Linked DNA regions of Homo sapiens: all the other regions are linked to region 1. A link is a contact called in ENCODE Hi-C or POLR2A ChIA-PET data. All regions are on one chromosome and are shown on one strand. The core of a region is the stretch at or near the end of the contact, and the rest is flanking DNA. Distances in the headings are between cores, read along the strand shown.

What was found. A loop is a pair of places that touch in the nucleus more often than their neighbours do. ChIA-PET counts read pairs that join two places held with the same protein, here RNA polymerase II (POLR2A). Pooled maps may share reads with other maps.
Region 2: a loop to region 1 is called in a map of gastrocnemius medialis, with 2.6 times the contacts of the local background. The contact joins the promoter of PRMT5-AS1 here to the promoter of HOMEZ in region 1. A Hi-C loop is called at or near these places in 3 of 168 maps with a recorded cell type or tissue (CD4-positive, alpha-beta T cell, CD8-positive, alpha-beta T cell and gastrocnemius medialis), 3 of 37 single-sample maps with no recorded cell type and 18 of 50 pooled maps. POLR2A ChIA-PET finds 5 or more read pairs at or near these places in 2 of 52 experiments (HepG2 and activated CD8-positive, alpha-beta T cell).
Region 3: a loop to region 1 is called in a map of naive thymus-derived CD4-positive, alpha-beta T cell, with 7 times the contacts of the local background. The contact joins the promoter of THTPA here to the promoter of HOMEZ in region 1. A Hi-C loop is called at or near these places in 2 of 168 maps with a recorded cell type or tissue (B cell and naive thymus-derived CD4-positive, alpha-beta T cell) and 13 of 50 pooled maps. POLR2A ChIA-PET finds 5 or more read pairs at or near these places in 6 of 52 experiments (Caco-2, HEK293, HepG2 and 3 more).

The regions. Positions count from the first base shown.
Region 1 is chr14:23,284,832-23,287,500 of GRCh38, reverse strand. HOMEZ (homeobox and leucine zipper encoding) reads left to right here and starts at 1,369. Exons shown (of 2, transcript NM_020834.3): 1 at 1,369-1,588. The coding sequence starts at 1,549. RefSeq lists an enhancer at 860-1,139 and a silencer at 1,230-1,639.
Region 2 is chr14:22,918,159-22,920,827 of GRCh38, reverse strand. PRMT5-AS1 (PRMT5 antisense RNA 1) reads right to left here and starts at 1,372. Exons shown (of 2, transcript NR_120600.1): 1 at 1-1,372. RBM23 (RNA binding motif protein 23) reads left to right here and starts at 1,679. Exons shown (of 14, transcript NM_001077351.2): 1 at 1,679-1,829. It overlaps PRMT5 (protein arginine methyltransferase 5), which reads left to right. Exons shown (of 17, transcript NM_006109.5): 17 at 1-299. RefSeq lists a silencer at 1,305-1,604 and enhancers at 1,865-1,934, 2,025-2,134, 2,205-2,374.
Region 3 is chr14:23,554,919-23,557,587 of GRCh38, reverse strand. It overlaps THTPA (thiamine triphosphatase), which reads right to left and starts at 1,317. Exons shown (of 2, transcript NM_024328.6): 1 at 284-1,317. The coding sequence starts at 830. It also overlaps a transcript of ZFHX2 not described here. RefSeq lists enhancers at 275-324, 1,185-1,444, 1,003-1,937.

The DNA of each region.
Region 1 (2,669 bases), core at 120-2,619:
GTGTCACTCTGTTGCCTAGGCTGCAGTGCAGTGGTGCAATCATAGCTCACTACAGCCTACAACTCCTGGGCTCAAATGATCCCCCTGCCTCAGCCTCCTGAGTAGTTACAAGTGCATGCCACCAAGTCCAGCTAATTTTTAAATTTTTCTGTAGAGACAGGGACTCGCTATGTTGCCCTTGCTGGTCTTGGATCCTAGCCTCAAGCAGTCCTCCCTCTTTGGCCTCCCAAAGCGTTGGGATTAGGTTTATGAGCCACTGCGCCCAGCCCATTTATCTTTTAAGGAATATAGCGACTCAGGCAAGAGACATAGAGGACTGTGTGCCCTATCCTGTTTTGTCTTCAAAGGATCTTTCCAGAGACGTCAGAGTCAGAGGCTTTGTGAAATTATGTTGCCAAACAGAATTGAGCAAGCCTGTCTTCTTACATTTGTTACTCTGTCTCACAGAAGATGGGGAATCCTAAAATACAAATTTTGGCCCATAACTTCATACTGTGTGGGATACTGCTTTGTTGAAGTCCATTTTATTGGCATCCCTTTCTTTTTGTAAGTTAAAAAAAATTTTTTTGAGACAAGGTCTCGCTATGTTGCCCAGACTGGCCTCGAACTCTTGAAATCAAGTCATTCTCCCACCTCAGTCTTCATCCCTTTCTAGCTAGCGAAAAACAAATACTATGGAGAGCTCCGCGTCCTCTTTTCTAGGGCAGGGAGGGGAGCCTGAGGGTCTGGTAGGTCCCAATGAGGTGACTGCTCCAGCACTTCGTCTTTGGGAACATCTGTCTGGTGCCAGTTTGACCCGGGGAACGGCCTAAGTCGCCCGCAGGCTCCTAAGGTCCTCGTCTTTCCGGGTGGCAAGACATCTGATCCCTCTCGAGAACAAGTTCCCAGTTGCTTTAGGCGCTTTGTTACAGCTGACGCTGCTGGTGGCGGTTGGGCTCTCGGCTGGGAAAGGCGCAGCTCGTTTGTATGGCTCCGGAGGGGGCACTGAAAAGGTCTTCCTGGAGGGCTTCCTTCAGAAGGAAACAAATTGGGAGTTGTTGGCGGTCCAGACAGTTCAGCAAAGTGCAGTATCCCTCCTTGGGGAATTTCGGAAGGATCCTGGTCCGGTGTATTCCAAAGGTCCGGCGCCGATAGGTCGACGGTAGGGGGAGGTACCATGCACTGCAGCTTGGCCCCAGGGGACATCTTCCCTGCCCCACGCATCCAATAGATGACCCCAGCTGAGGCCCACGCAGCCAATACCTGACTTCAGCCGAGACCCACGCAGCCAATGGCCAGCCCAGTGCGCTTCGCCCGTGCCCGCCCGCCTGCGCCTACCAATCAGGACTCGGGCCACCTTGGCACCGCCTCTGGACGCCCACCCCACCCATCCGCCCCGCCTCCAACTTGCTCGAGCAGGGCTGGGTAGACCGGCGCGCTCCCGGGGACGGTGGGGGGGGCAGTCCCGGTTTCGGCCATCGCTGGGGTGGGCTCGGAGCGGCCGCACCGGGCAGCAACCCCACTCCCACTCGGAGGCCCCCTGCCCTCTCCCCCACTTCCCCCCGGCCCATGGTGCGAGGCTGGGAGCCGCCGCCCGGGCTGGACTGCGGTGAGTGATCCCCAGCCCCTTGGACTTCCCCTCCCAGCTCGTGTACGGTCTCCCACCTCTGGAGCCCCATCCCCGCGCTGGTGGGGGGATAATTCTAGGTTCGAAGTGGCCCGGTTCTCTCTTTTTTCTCCTCTGGACTTTTCGGTTCCCTCCCCTGTTGTAACTAGGGGAGGGTGAGTGTCTGTGTAGGGGAGGGCAAGAAGGTTGGGTTGGGGCGCCCTTGGCGAGAGTAGGATTGAGATTCGCCTGCCTCATGGGGCTTATCGTCCCAAGTGCAATAACTTTTTGTTCCCTGACCCAGTTCGGAGCCTTCTGGACTGCCTGTGAAATGGAGGATAGGAGAAACATTTCCTTCCCAGGCCCCCCCGCCACACAAACCCCCAACCCCCACGGCTACCTCCTGGCGACCTCAACACACGTGCAGAACCTGGCCTTGCTTCTGGGGATCAGTGGCCTTTGGGAATGAAAGGTTTAGAAGAAACTGCCCCTCTGACTCCCGTACCCAGCCATACTAAGAGAACCAACCAGGAAACTGAGAACCTGAGTCCTCTGGGGTTCCTAGTGTTGCGTCCTATTCTGAGACTCCTAAACTGAAAGAAGACTCAAGCTGAGACCTGTTTGGTAATGTGGGCCCCTATCAGGAGATTTTTTTTTTTTTTGTCATGTGAACCTCCTTCCCATCATACACTTGAAGCCCTTTTATATTACATGATTCGGTTAGTTGGTAGTAATTGAAAAAGCCAGATTGGGAATTTTAAAGATAATGCATACATATCTTAAACATTATAATTAAAAGTATATCCATTTCACCAATCTTTTGATGTAGTGGTGAGACTGTTTTTGTGTCTAAGACTGCTGTTCAGAGTTCCCAATTCTCTTTCCAGTATTAACTACACAGGGAGTCTCAAACCTGGCTGTACCCTGAGAACTTTTAAAAACTTTGGATGCCTGGACCCCAGTACAGACTATTGAACCTGAATGGGAAGGAGGGTGGCCTGGTTTTTAAGCTTCCCAGGTAATTCTAGTGTGCAGTCTGAGAGCCACTCAGGCACTTTCATCATCTTTGGTTTCCCGTTTTGCT
Region 2 (2,669 bases), core at 123-2,622, 370 kb after region 1:
TATGGGCTGTGATTCCCCTTGCCCATCAGAGAGGAGCATTTCAATCTGCTTTCCTGCCTTACATCAAGGTGGGCAAGGGATTATAATTAATTGCAGGGCTCAAGCCACCAATCTATGAAGACCTCAGGCCAGGGGGTGAGGAATTAGTGCTGGATTTGAAGCTACGCACTCAGCCTCAAGAACTCCCTGGAATATCCCTGAGAACATGGGGTTTGAACGGATTTTCAGCCTTTTTCTGTTCTTGTTTTGATGGTTTTGTGTAAGAGGAAATACAAATAAAGTTATAGCCCTTTACTGCACGACCATGCTGCCCCCTGCCACTATTTTCCCACACCTCACTTAGACCCAGGCATGTTCAGATCTGTCCTCTTAGCCTATCCAAGACCCAAAGGGGCCTAGTTGTATTCCCTACTTAGGAAGCTGAGCAATGACTATTGTAGTCCTGGATATAGGCCTTTCTGACCAGCTACAGTGAGCTCTTGTCCATTAGAACCTACAGTTAGGCTTTTCTCTGGGGAGGAGGCATAGAGTTTGCCACCTTGGAAAAAGATGGAATAGTGAGTGAAGCCAGTTTCTCTTCTGTATTCTTGAGCTACTGCACGGGCAACTGGTTACCTCTCCTTTGTTACCTCTTGGGAAGACTGGAATCCATCCAGGAATCTCCAGCAAGAAGCTACCTGTTTTTTTTGAATAAAACCACAGGGTTACAGTTTGAAGTCCTAAGAGATCATCTAGTCCAATTTTCCATTTTACAGAGGGGGAGTTTGAAATGGGTACAATGATGTGATATTAGTATCCAAGTCAGAATTGGAAGTCAGGTCCTCCGACTCTGGCTCTCCCCATGTTATAACCAGCTACATTTTTGGTAGCTACAGTAGACCACAGAAGTGTCTAGGGGCTCCTGGAGGCCCCTGGAAAGTGAGGGTGGACATCAGTTCCTTCTTTCCGGTTAGAGGACTCAGTACTGCTACATCCAAGGAGTCACCTGAGAAACTTTCAAATTTACCCTTGCAGTGGGAAATGTGGGGGTACTGATTTGAACGGAAGTTATGACCTGTGGGAGCAGGCCATGACGATAGGGCAGAGTGTGGGCCAAGACAAGTCTGTGGCAAGATCTGCTTTTCCCTGGTCCCAAGCACCGAGGTCAGGAGAGGTGGTCGGGAAGGTTGTTTAGGTAGCCGGCTCAGAACGGGGATTTCGAGTTCAGCATCCCCGGACGTTAAACAAACGCCGCTGTTCTCTACAAAGCTTAACCTTAACGACCGACGTGACTCCTTCAGCAAATCCGAGTAGGGACGGCCAAGGATGTAAATTGTGCCTCCTCGTTGGCTCCGCCCATCGCACTGGTCTAGTCTACGCGAGCACCAGGAGTGGGGTTGGTGGCTTCTTCACTCCCGTTTTCAGTCCCGTTTTCCCCGCCCTCCGCAAGTCATTTAACCAATGAGAGAGTGATGGGCGGCTACCAAAGGACGCTTCCATTTTCTGGAGTCTCTGAGGTTAGCCAATCAATGGGAACTCGGTGGTTGCTAAGACGCATTTGAGTTTGCTCCACCCATACTTAGGACTTTAGCCAATGAGAACCTGTACTTTGGACGGTTGCCGCGAAACCAGTGAGGTTATTTCCAAAGCCGGGGAGTCTTGGCGCATGCGCAGATTGGGGAAGGTTCTGGAAGACGGCAGAGCTGCCGCCATTTTGCGGGAAGAGGAGGCTCTGTACCTGCAGTGCTGCTTTTCTTGCCTAGACTCTAGGAACTATCCGAGCTCCACTCCCCACAACATACTCAAAGGAACGGAGAGAACCGGGACCCCCCTGCGGGGACCCGGAACTGGTGAGAAACCCCAAAACCCGGTCCCCACCAGACGTCACCAATGCGTGACGTTGCTGCACGGCGCCTCCCCCCTGACGTCACGGGCAGAAAATGGCGTCACGAAGAGATTCAGGCGAACTTTTAACATTAAAAAAACCTTTGTTTGTTTTGACCTGGAAGTGTTAGCTACTTAAATGTAGCCCACTGCCACGATTTTAGAGTTGGGCACCCTCGTGGCTGTATCTTGCACCGATAAAGATGCGGTTTCTAGAATCCTGTGATTTTTCTTTCCGGGTCTCTGCAGCCGTGACACTTAGGGTCGCCCACACTGGAGAGGGAGCATCGACCCTCCGCGGCCTGAGAGGACACGCATCATCAGTTTCAGCCACTCGCACCACCATTCAGAGAGAGAGAAGGGAATTGAGCTTTCTTCCTCAATCTCTAGTCTGTCGAAGATTCATGTTCACTATGTTGACCTTTATGGGCTTTTCCCATTTAACTTTTTCAAGCACTCATTCCAGTAGGCGTATTATGATGCCACATATGAAGATTGAGCCCTGGGACACTGGCTCCCGCAGAGATTGTGCCAGTTGGTTGCCTATAGGACCTCTTTTTTTTTATTTTTTTAAGGCGGAGTGTCGCTTTGTCACCCAGGCTGGAGTGGAGTGGCGCGATCTCGGCTCACTGCATCCTGTCTCCCGGGTTCTAGCGATTCCCCTGCCTCAGCCTCCCGAGTAGCTGGGATTACAGGCGCCTGCCACAACGCCCGGCTAATTTTTGTATTTTTAATAGAGATGGGGTTTTGCCATGTTAGCCAGGCTGACCTCGAACTCCTGACCTCAGGTGATCCACCCGCCTCGG
Region 3 (2,669 bases), core at 68-2,567, 270 kb before region 1:
GTAAGCAAACTTAGAAAATTGCTAAAACAATTCCCATTACAAAAATAATCCAGGCCAGGCACAGAGGCTCACACCTGTAATCCCAGCACTTTGGAAGGCCGAGGCAGGCAAATTGCTTGAGTCCAGGAGTTCCAGACCAGCCTGGGCAACACGGCAAAACCTTGTCTCTATTAAAAAAAAAATTTTTAATCCGGAGGCCCTCCCCCACTGCATGGTCCAGCAGGTGCCTCCAAAAGAGAAAAGTGGGGAGCAGGAAAAGCACAAAAGGGCCTGTCTCCCTCACCAAGCATGCTGCTGAGCCTGTGGATCTTCTCTAGGGCAGTTGGTACTTCAGCCTCCTCATGCACCAGGGCCTCTACCTCACCCACAGCGTAGCCAAAGTCGGCTGTATCCAAGTCCACCCTGAGCTGTGGCTCCTCTTCATCAGCTCCCAAGAGCACCAGCTTCCAGGCACTCCGCTTAGTCACAAAACTAGCTACTTCCTGCAGCCCCAGTGGGCCCAGCACAGCAGCCACATCTCCAGCCCCCAGGCCGTCAGCCCGCAGCACCTTACAGAGTTGGGCCACAATTGTAGGTTCCGCTGTGAGTTCCTTATACTCCGTGTGGGGTCCTAAGACACCTGCTGCTCCAGGACATTTGAGCTCCCATCCACTATCCTCTCGTCGTCGCAGCCAGTGGTCAGCCTGCATGAGGCTCAGCTCAGGGGTGTCATAGTAGGTGTCTCGGAAGGTGACCCGGTACTCCAGGGTGCCCCCCAACTCCTGCAGCCGCTCCTCTGTGCCAGGCCCTGGAAGGAACTTTCGCTCCACCTCAATCAAGCCCTGGGCCATGCTACCTGCAATTGGCTGAACAAACGTTTGCTGAGTTCCCAAGGATGCAAAGCCTGGTGCTCAGCTCCTGGGGCGTCAACTCAGTACAGAACCCCTCCCTGGAAAAACTTATGAGGGGCACACTGTGTCGCAATAGTCTCTAGGGCTACTGCCCTTTTCTCTCTACCTCGGTGACATTAAGGCCCCGTCGGTGATATTTTAAGGCTCTGACAGTGACAGGTCTCCAGTAAAATCCCTTCCACTGCTGCTGATGTCCTCAATCCAAAGAGACCCCTAGAAAGCAGGCCGGGTAGCGGGTGTCCTTTCAACGCCCCCCTCTCTACACCTTGCCACCCCAGGAGGCTACTGGCTCACGACCCGGGAGGACCTGCCCTTTCCTGCTACACTACCGGCCAGCGGAACTTCAGGTCTCACCTCAAAGCCCGAGAGTCTCCTCGCGGGACCCACAGAGGGGGAAGGGAGCCCACGCCATACACTCGCGAGGAATGCCGGGAGCAGTTCCGGATCCCGGACCTCGGCCCGACCCTCCGCGCGCCCGGCAGGTCCCGGCACCAGCGGCCATATTACGCCCGTTGTGGCGGTGCCGAGAGCAGGCCAGGGCTCGAGACACGCGCTATGTAATGGGAGGCCGCGACCCCCGCGGTGGCCAGGGGAGCGAGGCCGCCCCTTGCATTCTGCTCCTCATTGTTGGCCCCGCACGGCTCCCGGGGGCTGGTACAGGTCTCATGCCTGAGGCTGAGCCAGGCACCCCGAGGCGCGGATGCATGATGGGAGATGTAGTTCCAAAGGGAGACTTTGCCATCTCGCCCCGCCCGTCGCTATGGCGACAGGAAAGCTGCACTTGGTGCCTGCGGTACTCTACCTAAAGCTGAACTGGGGCTACAAGGCGGCGGGGAGAGTCGGGTGCAAGGAGCTCAAGCCCCAGTCCCGTCTCCAACACCCCCCGCCGCACCCCCAACGCAGGCAGATGGGCCTGGAATACAAGCCATTCACACCGTCCAACAGATATCTGCTATAGCAGCCAGCTAAGCGCAGGCCAGTGGCAATGGTGGCGAGGGGGGTTGGGGTGGGGGGAGGGAAGGGGGCGGGGGCAGCGCGTAATAAAGTCCAGTTTAGCTACTCTGGAGTTTTAGAGGGGATCTAATACCTCCTGGCATGAACGTTGAGGGTAAGAGTGGGTGAGAAACTTTCTGTCAGAGAATAAAGTGGTATTTTGGCCAGGAACTAAAGATATGATGGTATTTCAACAGTTGGAGACCTAGATGGAGACAGGAATAGCCTAAGCAAAGGCCCAGAAACTGGAGAGCACCTGGGTGGTACGTAAGGAGAAGACGAGGCTAGAAATGCAGTTGAGGGAAAAGCCTTGAGTGCTAGACTGAGGAGTTTGTCAGAGTTTCCAGCGGTCCCTAAGCAGTTTTTGTCAGGTGTAGAACTACTTATGTTCATTTAGAATACAGAAAGGCCGGTGCGGTTGCTCACACCTGCAATCCCAGCACTTTGGGAAGCCGAGGCAGGTGAATCACCTGAGGTCAGGAGTTCGAGACCAGCCTGGCCAACATGGAGAAACCCCCCCGGCCCGCCGTCTCTACTAAAAATGCAAAAATGAGCCGGGCATGGTGGCGCGTGCTTGTGTTCCCAGCTACTCCAGAGGCTGAGGCATGAGAATTGCTTGAACCTGGGAGGCAGAGGTTGCAGTGAGCTGAGATGGCGCCACTGCACTCCAGCCTGGGCGACAGAACGAGACTCCATCTGTCCCCAAAAAAATAAAATTCAGGAAAACATGGGGGTTGGCCCTTTGAATGCTTTGGGAGACAAAATATTAATAGAGATGATTCCTTC